Linked DNA regions of Homo sapiens: region 1 is linked to region 2. Evidence: chromatin contacts called from ENCODE POLR2A ChIA-PET data. All regions are on one chromosome and are shown on one strand. The core of a region is the stretch at or near the end of the contact, and the rest is flanking DNA. Distances in the headings are between cores, read along the strand shown.

Region 1 (7,027 bases), core at 1,267-3,766, 1.6 Mb after region 2:
TGTAACCGTATTACTTTCATTTAAAATATGTTTAAAGCAGATCCCTCTCATTCCTGTGGACCTGCAAAGTGTCCAGTACAGTGACCACCAGCTACATGTGGCTACTCCCACTGAAATGAATTAAAGTGAAATACAATTTAAAATTCGAGCCTTCAGTGGCACTAGCCACACTGCCAGTGCTCAGCAGTCCCAGGTGCCTAACGGCCACCACACTGGACGCAGTGGAGGGAGGCTCTGTCCATCCACTTCCATCACCCACAGATGGAGCTGCTGCTACGGTCTTATACTACTGGATATCTAGTAGTGCCCACATGATAGTACATACTAACTATCTGTCGAATGAATAATACAATAATTAGTTTTAACTTGTCTTAATAATTCTTAAAATGTGACAGTCAAAACGGAAGACGTCCGCTTGTTTTACACAGTTGGATTAGCTGGGGGTTATTCTTCCCTTCTGCCTATTCCCAGCTTTGTTTTTAGGGAACGTGCCACAGATTTTGGATCACACGTTCACAGAATGTATCTGATTATTTCATTCTGGCCAAATCTGTCATATTTGTTTCTCCAAATGAATTATCTAAATATTATTTTACCCAAACTGTTTGCAGTTGGGTAGATGATGTACATGTTAAACCTTCCTGGACGCTGATTTATTTTTTTCAATGTGTTAGTATCAAATTCTAGCAAATTTATTTCTTAAGCAAAGAAATCATTCCCTTTTCAAAGCCTTCTTTTCTTTAAAAAGAAATCAAGCAAGTATCCCAGCATACCATGAGTCAAAGAGGAAACTGGAAACTTCCAGGGCAAAATCTTAGACCCAAGATGAATTCTGCAAGGAAACGTGATGTGAAACTGATCCAGCTATTTGTAGGATTACAATAAATACACCTTTGCCCTCAACTCCACAATTTACTGCCAAGCTGCACAAGACAGGGATACAAAAGGAGCCGGCGGAGACACTGTTAGCGGATCCCTTCACTCCAGAGGCCAGTTTTATCCCAACACAAGGATTCTTTACTGCCTCTGCCCCTGAGTAAACAAACACCTTCCCCCCAAGGACATTTCCCTTTCTCCTGCCCTCTTTGCAAACAACATCTGAATTTGCACGTACTCTCCAGGAAATCAAATGAATGTAACCTATCTAACCAAAGAAACTGAAGAACACGCCATAAATTGAAAGATCGGTTCCTACAGTTCAGTATTTTCTCCAGTAGGCCTTTCTGTAAAAACAAAAAAACACATTTCTCCTGCAGAACCCTTTATAAATATGGTTTTGATGATCACAATTACATTGAGACAGTCTCCTACAACAAGAAACGACTTTTGGATCTGCTCAACAGAAAGAGAATTTTGCAGCTGTGTTCAAGGAAGCAAGAAAAGCAGAGAGTGAATTTTCATGGAGTTAGACTGCGTTGAGACGAATGAAGCTAAGGCTCAGGTCTCTTTCATTACGTGTTTGACTTGTCCTGATTCAAAATCTAAATAACTTAAAGGGTGATTCTTCATGGAATTCGAATCTTAACACCGGAATAAAAGGGTAGCCTGCTGACGACGATCACAGGGAGGACAAGGGGTCACCCCCACTTTCATAACATGGCCTGACCCTTTTCTGCCGCGGACAATTGATCCGAAGGACGCCGGCTGCCCAGCCCTGGCGGGCCACTACTGACCTAGTCCGAAGTTAGGAACAGCCTTGCAAACCGCCCCCTCCCCCTCCATTTCATCAAAATCGGGGAACAAATTCAGAAAAGGTGCAGCTGGTTTTCTCCCTACACGTGCCCTAAAACTCGGGGGCTGGATCCACTTTTCATAGCTGTTTAATAAGAACTCCGGGCAGTTCGTATTACTTCTTTCTCAGAGTGCTTGGTGGTTTAAGTTAAAGCATTTTCCTCTCTCGCCTTTGGGGGAAAAAGCCTCGGCTGCTGGGGTTTGTGGGCCCCTCCCCCGGACTTCGTCTTCCTTTCCTTCCCCAGCCCCCGACCCGTTTTGCTCTCGTCCAAAACAGAGCGACTCCCCCGCTGCCGAGGAAAAGCCAGTTCAAGAAGCCGGGGGAAGGGTGGGGCCCCGCGTGCCCCGGAGCAGCGCCCCTCGAAGGCGGGGGCAGGAAGCAGCCGCCGCGCCCCGTCCCGCTTCCCTCCCTTCGGGCCAGAACAATGGCTTTTTGCCCGGAAAACGGAGTTGGGAGCAAGGGCGGGCGCGCCCCGGGAATCACGCGGGACTCGGTGGGCGCCCCAGGCCCGAAGTCCCTAGGCACCTCCTCCCCCAGCCAGGGGCCCGCCCGCGCCCCCACCCCCGCCCCCGCCCCCGCCCGGGGCCCCGCGCGGGACCCCCCGCCGGAGCGCGAGGCCCAGCCCGCCGCGGACAATGCGCGCCCCGCCCCGCCCCGCACCCGCCCCCCCTCGCTGATTGGCCCGCACGGGATTTGGGCAGCGCGCGGGGGCGGGCGGCGGGCCGGGGCGCGGGCGCGGAGCGGCGGTGCGCGTGCGCGGGGCGGGCCGGCGCCGGGCGGGGGCGGTGCTTTGTGTGCTGCCGGCGGGGCGCGCGGCGGTCCGGGCGGGTGACTGGCGGCGGGCGCCGCGGTCGGGCTGGCTGCCGGGCAGCATGGAGGAGCTGAGCAGCGTGGGCGAGCAGGTCTTCGCCGCCGAGTGCATCCTGAGCAAGCGGCTCCGCAAGGTGCGTGCGGCCCGCCGGGCCCCCCGCCCGCCGCCCGCTGTCCGTCTGGCTCACGGCCCCTCTTCTCTCCCCGCAGGGCAAGCTGGAGTACCTGGTCAAGTGGCGCGGCTGGTCCTCCAAGTGAGTCCCCCGCGACGCCGCGCCCCCCTCCCGCCCCCTCGCCCGGGGGTGGGGACGTGGAGCCCCTCGGCCGCGCCGTCCGGTGGCCTGGGGGCGCCCGCGGGCAGAGCGGGAAGTTCGCGGGGTCCCCGCGGGCTCCTCCGGCTCTGAGGGGGGCGGGGGCCGCCCGGCCCGAGGTTGCCCTTTGTTTACACGCCCGCGGGTGCAGAGCTGGGCGGCCCCCCGCGCCAGAACCTCCTCGGCTGCCGCGCCGCGCTCCCCCCAACCCCCGTCCCGGCCGGGAGGGAGGCGCGGGATGCAAGCCCCCCTCCTCTTGGCCAGATTCTCCCCGCTGTAACCTGAGCTTGCTATTGATGGATGTAGAGTTTCTTTTTTTTTTTCTTTCTTTTAATGGAAGGGAGGGTGTTTGGCATCCCCGGAAGGGGCTCTCTGCACAGCTGCTCCCGCGGCCCCGTTTCTGCGTCTTCCCGGACCCCGCTCTTTCTTCGCTACCCCTCGAGGTGCCCCGGCCCGCGCGCCACATTGTTCTGGATCTCGGGCTGGGCGCCTGTGCCCCTCCCTGCATGCTGGACCTGCCTTCCCTTCCTCCTCTGGCTCCGGGCCAGGGTTTGGGGGAATCCCTCTCTGCAACTTTGCGTTTTATGGGGGTTTGTTTTTCTCCCAGGCAGAGACTGTGGGAGTCCTCTTGTGGCCTTGTTTTAATTGGGGGGTTGGAGCGGCAGTTTCCCTTTGGGTCTGAGGTTAGAGTGCTGGCTTGGTGGGGGGTGGCCAGCCTCCAAAACCTGGGTTTGGACTTTGAGAAGTGCCATGGTGCTACGGTGCCACTGCCATCGGCCCAAGTCGAGGAGCGGTGAGGGCGAGCCCCCTCGGGCTGCCTTGCAAAGCGGTGATCATCAGCCTGGCGTCTAATGCTGCCCTGTCCTCTGCTTTGCAGACATAACAGCTGGGAGCCGGAGGAGAACATCCTGGACCCGAGGCTGCTCCTGGCCTTCCAGAAGAAGTGAGGACGCTGACAGCACTGGGGAGGGTGTGGGGGAGGGACGGTGGCTGGTTGGAGTCGTGCTGGGCGCTGCTCGCCTGCCGGGAGGCTGGAGCTGGGGCTGTGGTCTGAGGTCCCTTAGCAAGATTGTGTCCAGGGCCATCTCTGTGGCTGGCTGTAAAAGTCCCCAGCCAGCCCCTCTCCCACCTTCTCCTAGCCAGCCTGTATCCATCCCTGAGAAGAACCTAAGTAAGTGCTGCTTTGGTGTTTCCGACAGCCATACTTGCAAAAACCAACTTTTTCAGTTGCTTCAGATAAAGATGTTATAGCTTCTCTTGGCCTTTTCTGCTGAGTAATTTGCACATGGCGCTAACAGAAAACCAGGAGAGCAGGTTTGCCACAGTGACGCAGGTCTGCCCTTCCAGCCCTGCACGCGTGTGCCATCAGGCAAGAAGGCTCAGAGAGGGAGCTGGAACACACAGCACGCAGTTGTGCCTATTGTGATGTCTCTCTCAAGAAAGAAACATTTATTTTGCTCTGGCCTGCAGCATACAGTACCAAGTAGCACCATGAGGCCGGATTGGGCCAGACTTGTTTCTGTAATTCTAGATGTCATTTCTATTTTTAGGTAGGAAGTTTAGGTTAAGAGATAGGCCTCCTTGAGATGTTCAAGGGCAAGGGGTGGTGAGGAGAGGGCAGTGGATGTGCCCACCTGGCATGAAGGGCCAGGGAGTACTGTTCAAGCAATGGCAAGATGGGGGGTGGTTTCACTGACGGCTCCCCCTGGATCCCCTGGCTGGACTTGCCCTGTGGATAGAGGCAGAAGAATTGGTTGCTGGAGTCTTTCCCAGCCAGGGTCAATCTGGACGGTTTGTTCTCTGGTAGCAAAAGGTGCATTCCCTTTTTTCCACTGTAGCGGGACATATTGGGTCTTCCCAGAGGGGTCATGATAATGGGGAAATAGAGTTTTCTGGTGGGGCGAGCAAAAAGAAGAGCCTGTGCTTGCTTAAATCCCTTTGGAAAATCGTAACAGCAACCCATCGTCTTCTGTTAGTTCCTGTCTGGGTGCTGTGAGCCTTGGGGTGGGGGAATGGCTTGGCCCACTTCAGAGGCTGGTGCGCTTCTCTGGATCTAAGACGGTGTCCTAACTGTTGAGAGAGATTGTGGTTTTGGTTAGAGCAGAAACACCTGAGATAAGAAGAGTGTAAAACCCATGGGTGGCTTGGATGACATCGTGGAAGAAAGAAAACAGAGAAGGTGGGACAGCCTTCTCCATCCACCAAAATGTTAGCTCTCTCTGGGCACTAGGAGCTGGCGGTTACCTGCTTGGTATTGGAGGGGGTGGGGGTATGGCCCTTGGCGACGCACAGGATCACAGCAGTCAGTGCACAGGTTAATATTTCAGCGGAGGAGATCCATGCAACACTTCATTGTCCTTTTAGGAGATTTCAGGTTAAGGACCAGCACTTAAGAGTATGAACTTTGCCTGGTACTAATCAGAACTGTGTTGAGGAGGTTGCCTTCCAGGCCCCAATGAGATGATGTTTGCCCAGATAATTACCAGGGCCCCTTTTCTGAAATACAGGCTTTCCCTGGGGGCTGGAGGTTCTGCTAGCACTTCATGACCCTGGAGGTGTGGAGGCTCTTCTGGGGGCGGGGGGGGTACTGCGAGTGGTGCGTGCATTGAGCCTTGCCTGCCTCAGACCTCGGCACCTCTGTCATCTCCCTCAAGAGTAGAGTTTAGGAACAGAGAGGTATTTTTAAAAAGGAAACAAGGAGAGTCATGTGCCAGCAGCCAGGCTCTGCGAGGGCTGGAGGACAGGGCCCACGGTGCTCCTTGCCCGGGTGAGGGTTTTATGCACCAGAAGCTGCCCAGGGGATTGGTGGCATCTCCTTGTCCTGGGCTTCCTTCTCCTATTGAAAGTAAGGAGGTTGGACCGTGTGGCCACCGAGGCCACTTCTGGTTAGAATATGCTAGAATTTCCATGCAGCAGTGCACCTGCAGGAAGCTGTCTTAAGTCAGAGAATACTGGGGCGTCATTGTTTTCCCAGCGTTGCTTTCCTGTCTTCAGCTTGTCCTTAGCCAAATGAAATGGGATGGCTGGTTACTGACCCTAGTGCAAAGAATGGGGTCTGATCTCTGCCTTGGGTATTTGATGATGTGTTTGCGGCAAACAGGATAAGCTATTACAGGCCAACAGGAATAGGGTGCTGGAAGCCATAGAGTCCCACATGGTAGAAGGGGTACGCACAGGGCTTCTCCCCCATTAACTAGTGGTGTGCCTTCAGGGAACATGAGAAGGAGGTGCAGAACCGGAAGAGAGGCAAGAGGCCGAGAGGCCGGCCAAGGAAGCTCACTGCCATGTCCTCCTGCAGCCGGCGCTCCAAGCTCAAGGTGGGTGGCTGCGCTGGGTATGCTGACCCCACCTCCCAGCACCCCCTTGGCGTAGGGGGCAGGCAGAGGGAGGGTTTGGGGCCCTCAGGAAGGGGGTGGCACTTCTGCCAACAGTCTGTCCCTCTACTCGGAAAACAGGAGCCCCCTTTCTTCCTGTCTCTCAGCTTCTGCTGCCAGGGGCCCCAGCCGGCTGAGAGTTCCTCCCCGCCCCTCCCAGGGGCTTCCTGCTTCAGCCTGTCCTGCACGCCTCTCTGCTGGGTGGCAGGGTCAAACTGCTGCAGACAAGCACTCTTCCCTCCCAGGGGGTCCTTGGGGGACGGAAAGGAACAGGAAGCATGCGTACAGTAGGTGCTCATAGGATTGCCGGCTGGATGTGACTCAAAAGCCTAAGATTTGGGGGCTACTCCGGGCCCACCTGCGGGTGCACCTTAAATCGAGGTGGCCACGAAAGGCAGGGCTGACTGAATAGCCAGGGGGTGCCAGGAGGGGCCTTGGAGGAGGGCAGAGGCAGTGTGGGCTGATGATGTGCTTTGGCCTTCTCGGGACTGTCCTGTCACCCCTCCTCGCTACAGTGATGGGCTCACCCCGCCACAGGTATGCATGCGCCCCTGGGGTCCGTGGTAGGGCCCCTCCCTCCCCTGAGGACAGGTGAGGCAGGACAGGATGGGGGAGGAGGGCCTGGCCTCAGTCCCGGGTGTGGCTTTGATTCCCTCCTCCGGGCACTGTCCCTGGACCTTCGCGTGTTGTGGCCACGAGCTCAGTCACTAACTGAACCTGCCTTTCCAGGAGGATTTCCTGAATGAACAGGATTCCCTGCTGTAGAATCTTGTTGGCTGGTCTACACTGGCCTTACGTTA
Region 2 (3,405 bases), core at 338-2,837:
CCTCTGGGCTGCCATGGGGATTGCAGGATCACTGGGGAAGCACCGTGTCTGGGTGGCTGCAGCTGCTGAGCTATTGGTATTGCTGTGCCAGAGGGGAGGGGATGAGGGGCTCTGCGAGGAAGGAGAGGAGGGTCCCATCCTCAGATACAGCAGTGTGCAGTGAGAAGACCCCAGTACCGCGTATTGTAGAGATTGAGGTGGGGAGAGAGGAAGTCAGGGAGAGGCGCCTGTGGCCCCAGGGGCAACTGACCACGAATCCCCTTCCCACCCAAGCCTTGTCCTGACGGTGTGCGTCTCCCAGACCCAGGCCAATGCCAGGGCCATCCACAGGCTCCGGAAGCAGCTGGTGTGGGTGAGTGTCCTCGGGGCTGGTGAGGGGACAGCAGCTTCAGTGGAAACCCTTCCCTATGTGTGGCCGAGGGCCTAGAACACGTCTGAGCGGGTCAGGTGGGTTCTTCCCACTGGAGGGCGTGGCCTCAGGCTGAGAGTGAAGACGGGGAAGGGGAGGAAGAGAACAGCTCGGGCTCCTGAGACCAGGAGCCAGACCTGGTAAGTACATGACCTTAGGGGCTGGGCCTTTGCCTGTAATCCCAACGCTTTGGAGGCCCAGGCAGGAGGATCGGATCACTTGAAGCCATGAGTTAAAACCAGCCTGGGCAACAAAGCAAGACCCTGGTCTCCACCAAAAATAAGTAATTAATTTTTTAAAAGGAGAATGTGGCCGGGCGTGGTGACTCACGCCTGTAATCCCAGCACTTTCAGAGGCCGAGGTGGGTGGATCACCTGAGGTCAGGAGTTCAAGACCAGCCTGGCCAAAATAGCGAAACCCCGTCTCTACTTAAAAAAAAAAAAAAAAAAAAAAAAACCGGGCACGGTGGTTCGTGCCTGTAATCCAGCACTTTGGGAGGCCGAGGTGAGTGGATTGCCTGAGGTCAGGGGTTCAAGACCAGCCTGGCCAACATAGTGAAACCCCGTCTGTACTAAAAATACAAAAAATTAGCTGGGCGTGATGGTGGGCGCCTGTAATCCCAGCTACTAGGGAGGCTGAGGCAGGAGAATCGTTTAAACTCAGGAGGCGGAGGGGCGGAGGTTGCAGTGAGCTGAGACCGCCCCATTGCACTCCAGCCTGGGCAACAAGAGCAAAACTCCGTCTCAAAAAAGGAAAAAAGGATAACATGGCTGAGTGCAGTGGCTCACGCCGAGGCGTGAAGAGTGCTTGAGTTCAGGAGTTTGAGACCAGGCTGAGCAACATAGCAAGACCTCGTCTCTACTAAAAATCAAATAAATGAGCTGGGCGTGGTGGCGCGTGCCTGTGGTCACAGCTATTCCGGAGGCTGAGGTGGGAAGATCGCTTGAGCCTGAGAGGTCCAGGCTGCAGTGGGCTGTGGTCTTGCTACTGCAATCCTGCCTGGGCAACAGGGAGACACCCAGTTTCCACAAAAAAAAAAAAAAATTACGACTTTAGGCTTGGGGCCAGGGGCTTAATGGAGCTGAGGGAGGAACAGTGACCTGGCTAAGGCGTGGCCTCAGGGTGGGGCCTCTACCGGGGGCGTGGCCTTGGGCTGCTTGGGGACGGACTCTTAGCGGGCGTGGTCTAGATCTGCATGGGGTGGGACCCTAGTGGGGCGTGGTCTCAGGGTGCGTTGGGGGCGGGGCCCTTGGAGGTCGTGGTCTCGGGCGGGGACGTGGAAGGAGTGGCATCTGGCTGCGTTGTGGACGGGACTCCTGAGGGCGTGGTCTAGGGCTGCATCGGGGCGGGACCCTGGTGGGGCGTGGCCCTGGGAGGGTGTGGCCTCGAGCGGGGCGTGGCCTCGGGCGGGGCGTGGCCTCTGGCTACTTTGGGTGCGGGCTGGCCCATGGGCCGCAGAGTTGCTGCCGCTGCTGTCCTCACACCCGCTCGTGGGAAGCAGCGCCTGTCGCAACTCGCCACTTGTTCTCCTCACAGCAGGTTCAGGAGAAGTGGCACCTGGTGGAGGACCTGTCGCGACTGCTGCCGGAGCCAGGCCCGAGCGACTCTCCGGGCCCCAAGTACCCTGCCTCCCAAGCTTCGCGCCCGCAGTCCTTCTGCCCCGGATGCCCATGCCCTGGCTCCCCGGGCCACCAGGCCCCGCGGCCGGGCCCCTCCGTCGTGGATGCCGCGGGACTGCGTTCCCCTTGCCCTGGACAGCACGGTGCCCCGGCCTCCGCCCGCAGATTCCGCTTCCCCAGCGGCGCGGAGCTGTAACCCCTACCCCTGCCTCCCCGAAGCCTCCCTGGGGCCCCTTCAGGCCTCCTTACTCCATCTTCCAGACCCCTGGCGACCACCGCCCCTCTCAGTGGCTCCAGGGCCTCCCTCAGAGGTCCCCAAAGATGGACACACAACCCCAGCGGCAGCAGGAAAAACATATGGGAATTTTCTTTCTATATTTTAATCTCATCCCTTTAAAATGTCTATTTTTTATTGTGTTTTTTATAATATACATAATCTATTAGTATAGTATCTCTTGAATGCGATTTTTTCTAGAATGTGTTCTGCTGATTTGTTTTAGAGCCATGAGTGCAATTTATACACATACATCTATTGGGAATGCTCAGAAGTTGTTTACTGATGGAAGTGCCTTCAGAAGAGTCCGGGAACCACTTCCTAAGGAAGGAAAGAGCTGGCCACAGTTAGAGCAAGCCTGCCTGGGGCCCTGCTCTGTGTTCCAGCTGCAAACTGCCTGCATCATCCCTTCCTGTTACTCTTCCTTCACCTGAGACAGTCGAGGCCACAGCGTCAGCCAGGGCCAGAGCTGGGATTTGAACCCAGGCACTCGGGCTCCAGAGCCACACTGCCCCAGTGTGGGGCTTAGTGGCGGCTCCTGGCCCTGACTGAGGGGCTGACTGAAGCCTGGTGAGAGCGTGCTGGGTCAGCCTCTCCCTGGCGGGAATCCTCTCCGTCCAGTCTTCTAACCTAGCAGCCTCACGTCCACAGAGCTGCCTTGTGAAACTCAGCAGAGCCCTGGCTTCCTGCAGAGCCGTGTTCTCCCAGCCTGCTTCATGGCTCCCTGGTTGAGCCAAGCTTGCGGATCCGTGGGGTGAAGGTACCCGCACCGCCTGGGCCTTAGTGGTATGTACGGGCCTGCATCGTGAGCAGCGGGCGGGGGCCCAGGCAGGTGAGGCAGCTGGCCACAAGGGCAGGGCCCGGCCCCCCTCCCAAGGCTGTGTCTGATATTCTTGAGCCTGTTCGAGTTTCCTTTTCCAAGCCTCCTGTTCTCCCACCCCCACCCCTGCCATGCTGCAGTGACTAAATCTGTGGTTCTCATCCTTGGAGAACACCTGAGTAGCTGCTACAAGCTGGCCACAGCCCAGCGACTCTGATGTGGTTGGGCTGGGTGTGGCCAGCAGCCAGGGCATCGGGACTTTTCGAAGCTCCCAGGTGACTCA

Evidence for each region. ChIA-PET counts read pairs that join two places held with the same protein, here RNA polymerase II (POLR2A).
Region 1: POLR2A ChIA-PET joins it to region 2 with 11 read pairs in HEK293. The contact joins the promoter of CBX2 here to the enhancer-like site in region 2. POLR2A ChIA-PET finds 5 or more read pairs at or near these places in 2 of 52 experiments (HEK293 and HepG2).

The regions. Positions count from the first base shown.
Region 1 is chr17:79,775,632-79,782,658 of GRCh38, forward strand. It overlaps CBX2 (chromobox 2), which reads left to right and starts at 2,517. Exons shown (of 5, transcript NM_005189.3): 1 at 2,517-2,676; 2 at 2,753-2,796; 3 at 3,731-3,796; 4 at 6,065-6,170. The coding sequence starts at 2,605. RefSeq lists silencers at 2,322-2,701, 2,712-2,781 and an enhancer at 3,177-3,770.
Region 2 is chr17:78,138,889-78,142,293 of GRCh38, forward strand. It overlaps TMC8 (transmembrane channel like 8), which reads left to right. Exons shown (of 16, transcript NM_152468.5): 15 at 274-352; 16 at 1,946-3,405. The coding sequence ends at 2,224. Among named protein-coding and RNA genes, the nearest start is that of C17orf99, 5.8 kb to the right of the region's middle. RefSeq lists enhancers at 1-135, 250-889, 2,526-3,405, 3,368-3,405 and a silencer at 1,729-1,918. Within about 2 kb of position 1,588, at least 16 of the 41 ENCODE cell types and tissues checked have a DNase peak (open chromatin) inside an H3K27ac peak, as active enhancers do.